Linked DNA regions of Homo sapiens: region 2 is linked to region 1. Evidence: chromatin contacts called from ENCODE Hi-C data. All regions are on one chromosome and are shown on one strand. Each heading gives the region's core, a stretch centred on a gene start or an enhancer-like site at or near the end of the contact. The rest is flanking DNA. Distances are from core to core; before and after follow the strand shown.

Evidence for each region. Hi-C counts contacts between places; a loop is a spot of excess contacts on that map. Pooled maps may share reads with other maps.
Region 2: a loop to region 1 is called in a map of heart right ventricle, with 3 times the contacts of the local background. The contact joins two enhancer-like sites. A Hi-C loop is called at or near these places in 3 of 168 maps with a recorded cell type or tissue (Right ventricle myocardium inferior, gastrocnemius medialis and heart right ventricle) and 4 of 50 pooled maps.

Annotation. Positions count from the first base shown.
Region 1 is chr9:13,785,006-13,787,619 of GRCh38, reverse strand. No RefSeq gene overlaps it. Among named protein-coding and RNA genes, the nearest start is that of LINC00583, 140 kb to the left of the region's middle. Within about 2 kb of position 1,324, at least 7 of the 41 ENCODE cell types and tissues checked have a DNase peak (open chromatin) inside an H3K27ac peak, as active enhancers do; they include gastrocnemius medialis and heart right ventricle, where a contact is called at or near this core.
Region 2 is chr9:13,607,032-13,609,645 of GRCh38, reverse strand. No RefSeq gene overlaps it. Among named protein-coding and RNA genes, the nearest start is that of LINC01235, 180 kb to the right of the region's middle. Within about 2 kb of position 1,310, at least 5 of the 41 ENCODE cell types and tissues checked have a DNase peak (open chromatin) inside an H3K27ac peak, as active enhancers do; they include gastrocnemius medialis and heart right ventricle, where a contact is called at or near this core.

The sequences.
Region 1 (2,614 bases), core at 75-2,574:
GCGGACTTTGTTTTATTCTAAAACCCTCTTTGAATCCTCAGCAGCAGTAGCAGAAACAATTTCTGAACTTCTTGATATGGTGGCTGCTTTTCCCTCAGCACTCCGGTCTCAGCCTTCTGCTTACGACTTGCCCTGCTCTTTCATTGTACTCACTTCCTTCTTTGCAAATCTCCCATATGGGCAATTAGGACTGCGATTTACACTGGTTTTCTTCTACTTTGCACGCAGCAAGCAGCTCAGTCCTTTCGTAGGACACACAGCTGTGACTGCCTCTCCAGGGGAGGGAATTTACCACTAAGCATGGCAGCCTGCAAGAGATGCCAGAGAGAACATCAGGGGCGACACTTCATAGTCAGAGAAGCGTGCATGGAGTATTGAGAAAGGAGAAAAAGCCAAGGAGAGGTCAGGCTTTGATTCACTGAGAGTAAGGAAAGAACCAAATGGAACAGGAGCAAACACAGGGTCAAGACAGACCTGTAAGGCCAAAGCCTTTTGGGCAGAGGGCAAAATTCTGCATCTCATCTAGAAAGATGGAAAAACAGGGGATTCTCTTTGTACCTTTGTCAAGTTCCAGACAACAGTGTGGTTTTCTTTCTAACTCTTTATTGCAATCAAAGTGAGCATTGGATCCTGGAATTACAGTTTCTGGTAAATTTATTTTACATTCAGAAGACTATTCAATAAAGCTTTTTGATATTGTCTTTCTTTTTCTTCTGAGTTCATTTTGTTTTTTTCTTTCCCTGATGAGTGAGCCAAGAATGTAGTTCAGACTTTCTGGCTGCTCCAATTTTGATATTTGAGTCTGATAAAGTTGTCTAGTGTAGACAGGATAGATTTTTTTTTTTCTTTTTAGGGAAGGAAGGGAGGAAAAGGAGAGAAGAGGATTTTCTCAAAGCTCTTGAAAAATGAGTAATTTTAGGAGGAAGGCATTGCTTAGCCGTGGAAAGCCTCTGAGTCCTCAAACTTGGATGTCTTTGAAAGAAGACCCCCATATGCAATGTGGCATGATTGACAAGAAATTTGTTTGAAATGACTGAGAGGCCCTCATTAGGCTGGGACTCCTCACCATCTGGGTTTGAGTTTTGATAATGGGGTCAGGCTCTCTTTTGGTCTGTGCGTTGAATAGCTGAGTGTAATTTGTTAGTGATTGTGGCTAAAACACAAACATTTTTTAGTCACATTCATAGGAATTTGAAACTAACCGCAGTCTTGGGGCACAACAGTGAGAAAACACTTTCCAGCTGCACTACTGTGCTTGGCGACCCAGTTGAGAAGCTCTCACAAAGCAGCCAGTCTCACTTCGGGCTGGACGGGCGCCATTGGAAACAGAAGTGCAACTTTATCACTTGACTTCAAGAAGAGGTTTCCCAGCAACAATATGGAGACAAGATACAAGACAGATCCCATGGAGGAAGCTGCCCTTTCCCAGTGGGGAGCTTGCATGTAGGATAGGTAAGGAAGGGCGCTAAGAGGCAAAACAGGGGCCAGCCCAATATCTTCTTATAGACAAATTTCAGTTGATTTCTGCCTGAATAACAAATGTGAACTGGAGAGGCTTCACATTTACCCATGAGAAAGAGATTAAGCCCAAGTAATCACCCCACAAACCAGCACCTACAAAAACCATTGCTTACCACGACAGTAATCACTCTCAGAACATTCCCCTAAAGGCTTACTGTAGCATGTGCAGAGAAGAGCACCAAACTACTTTTTGTTGTTATTTAAGAATCCCAACAGCCTCTTCAAAATCAGAGGTGTATTTTGAACTTCTGGCTTCGATTTTCATCCTTTAGTTGAGGAAGGGGTGGAGGCTTCAGGTAGGCAATTTGAAGGCATAGCATTCAGATCAGCTCACTAGAGAATCTGGGTGCTCCAAGCCCCAGGTGGTCTCAATGGAAGCAAAGCTCCAGGAATAAGTCAATGAAAAATGTTTTATTAATCATACATTTTTTAAAAGGTTATAAGGGCTAGTAGACTATGTGTGAGGACTAAATCATAGTCCTGGATAGGACTCATACCTTTTTAAACCTCATCAAACTCAGCAGATCTTTTATTTATTTTGAAAAATGTGACTACATGGATACCACCTTTCAGAGACCACAACTGCAACTCACCAATATCTGTAGCATATGGATTCATTCCTGCTTTTATATTTGTAAATATATAAGAAGCTGTGTGATTCAAAAAGTGACTTAGAAGGATTGAAGTCATAAATTTTTTTTCTTCAAGTAAAAGGACGTTTGAGAAATACTGGTCAAGAGTAAAATCAAAGAGATGGATGTAGAGACATTGGCTGGGTGTGGTGGCTCACACCTGTAATTCCAGCACTTTGGGCGGATCACATGAGGCTGGGAGTTCCAGACCAGCCTGGCCAACATGGCAAAACCCTGTCTCTCCTAAAAAAAAAAAAATTAGGGGGGCATGTTGACAGGCATCTGTAGTACCAGCTACTCGGGAGGCTGAGGCATGAGAATCGCTGGAAGCCGGGAGGCAGAGGTTTCAGTGAGCTGAGATTGTGCCATTGCACTCCAACCTGGATAATAGAGTGAGAATCTATCTCAAAAAAAAAAAAAAAAAAAAAAAAAAAGCAGGGGCGGGAGAGAGAGAGACTGAC
Region 2 (2,614 bases), core at 61-2,560, 180 kb after region 1:
TTTTTAATTTTCTCTAACTAATATGTAGGAAATGGGCTTTTTTCCTTTAGCTCCATGGATATATCAGTGTTGGGAGTAATGGAAATATTCATTTCAGCATAAAATTAGAGTTTAAAAGGTCAGTTTGAGATGTTTACAACAAACAAGTTAGAAAGAGGCAAACAAGAAACAGAAATTTTCTTTTTTAATAGGGAGAAAAAAATTACACTGATAATTGCCTAAAAATTATATTCATTTTCCAAGTGAATAAATGAGGCTTATTTGATATCACACGAGTACATAGTATTTCTTCTCAAAAACGCTTAAATTTTATATTTTAAAAATATGCACAAATATAATGGAATCAAAGTAGTTTAAGACTGTAAACATTTTAACCTGAAAATACTTCAGTTTAAAATCCTAATTTGAGAAGTCCTTTCTCCACATGGTTGTATACCTTGAAGGAAACTGTGAACACAGGTCGCAAACCAGTCTCTGTCCTGGAAATGAGTGAGTGATATTGATCTATACCCAGTCACTGATTATGCGAAGTCTCTAATGACACCTTCACAGCTTTTATAATCCAGTGGTCCAACAAAGCATGAATTTCAAATACTTTACAAAATCTTCCCTCCTGAGCATCTCTTTTTTTAATTAAAGAATAAAAGGAGTGATTGTTCAACATGATTTCAATGAAAATGAAGACTTGAATTTGTGGGTGTGTGCAATGTTGAAAATCAAAAGGAAAAAGATGCAGCACAAAAAAATCCTTCGCACAACTAATCAGATGACAAAGGTTTTGATCAGCGCGCAAGAACCAAGTGCTTTTCTTTGCTAAACGTAAAACAACGTTTGTCCAAGACTACGATTTCATACAATGTGCTTCTCATCCCACCTTAAGTTGTTTCTCTTTTAAACACTAATTTTTGCTATCTACTGCTTCAACATTCAGAAGAGCCTGCCTCAGGAGGCACAAAAGCTCTGTAATGCTGGGTTAAAGCTGGCACTTTATCCTTAACTCACCTCATTAAGTCTGGATTTTATTCGTCCTCAAAGACGTGGCTTGGAGATAGAATTCTAACCCCCTTAAATTAGAATTTTCTGGCTTTTGTCACTTTAAACCAGATCCTTAATGTTATTAAAAGGTGGGCATGTTGTTGTTTTTCCCCTTTTGGGGGAAGGGGTAGGGAGAAGAATTTAATGTTATTTTTAACGGAACTATCTTGTTAACCTTGGGGGACATCCCCGGAGCTGAAACCCATTGGAGTAATAATAGCTCAGCGACTCACTCCCTGCAGACAGCTCTGCCGAGTCAGTCTGGAAAAGCTCTTTAAAAGCACAGTCTCTGCTGGCCCTTTTCTTTTGGTTTCTGTGGAATTTTTCTTGGTAACAATTTTTAGCTGAGGGGGTTATGGACAATTGTAAACTGGAAGCATTGAAAGGAGGAGGTGGGGAGGGAGGCTGCTTGCTGCACTAATTAAAACAAAGCCTGCTTGTATAAACTGCATCCCCCCTGGTGCAAAGGGGCAAACAGCACAAGGGCCTCTCAGAGCACACAGCTCTGGATACTGCAGGGACTTATATTTTTAAATACAATTAAAAGTAATGCCCCTTTGTTGATTATACTCTCCTTGCCAAACTTGAGGACGGCTGAAGCTGCCAAACATTTACTTTTAAATTTAGTGTGCCCAGCAGCCTTCCAAATGCTGTCAGTTTCACAGAAGGCAGGGCAGTCTGTGATTAACAGCTTCCCAAGATACCAGTAAGTTGCTTGGACAATATTTCAAATGGATGCTGGTTCTGACACTGAGGAGATCAAGCCGGAATTTGGTGTCACTTTGGGGTTTAGAAGGAGGTGGGATTGTTCTTACCTCTTGATAGTACACAAGTTTGAAAGTGGAAAACATTACCAAAGCAAACTCCTCAATTACACATGTGCAAGCAGCAGAGAGTATCTGGTCCAGACCTAACTAAAAAAAACTTGTCAAATGAAAGAGAAATGCACAAACATGCCTGTACTTTGTCCTCTGAATTTTAAAAGCATCTAATGTTACATAGCTCATGTGAACTTTAAAGCACGGCCATCCATGAAGGATTCCCTTTATGGTTTTAGTGGTTGTCCTCTTTCCTTGCTGTTCACAACTATGATTATTTTATAAACCCTTTTGTAGCTGGGTTTATTTGATTTAACCTTTTAAATGTAGCTTCGTTTCTGACAATACAGGAAATATAACGCCAAAAGAAACTCTGTAGAGAAGATGGATGAGAGAATCAGACACACAATTTGAAATGAGATGTCCTGGGAAGACAACAAACTTATTTGGGACTTTCTTGATTTTTCCAGTGTGACTGTCTATAAAGCTGAATGCCAAGTTTTGATTCCTAGGTTTTATGTGGTTGCATAGGTAACAAACTAATACTTGGCGAGGTGTTCTTTTTTTTTTCTTTCTGATGAAAAATGCAGGCTTGAAAAACAAGGTGCAGCATCCGTTTTCAATTAAAAAAAATAAAAATTTAAAACCTCTCCCTCTGGGCCTGGTACTGAGCCAGGTAAGAAAATGAGATGGGTGTGGTCACTAAGAAAGCAATAAGATGAAAATACTCTTCTGCTTGAAGTAGCTTTATATTTTAGTGG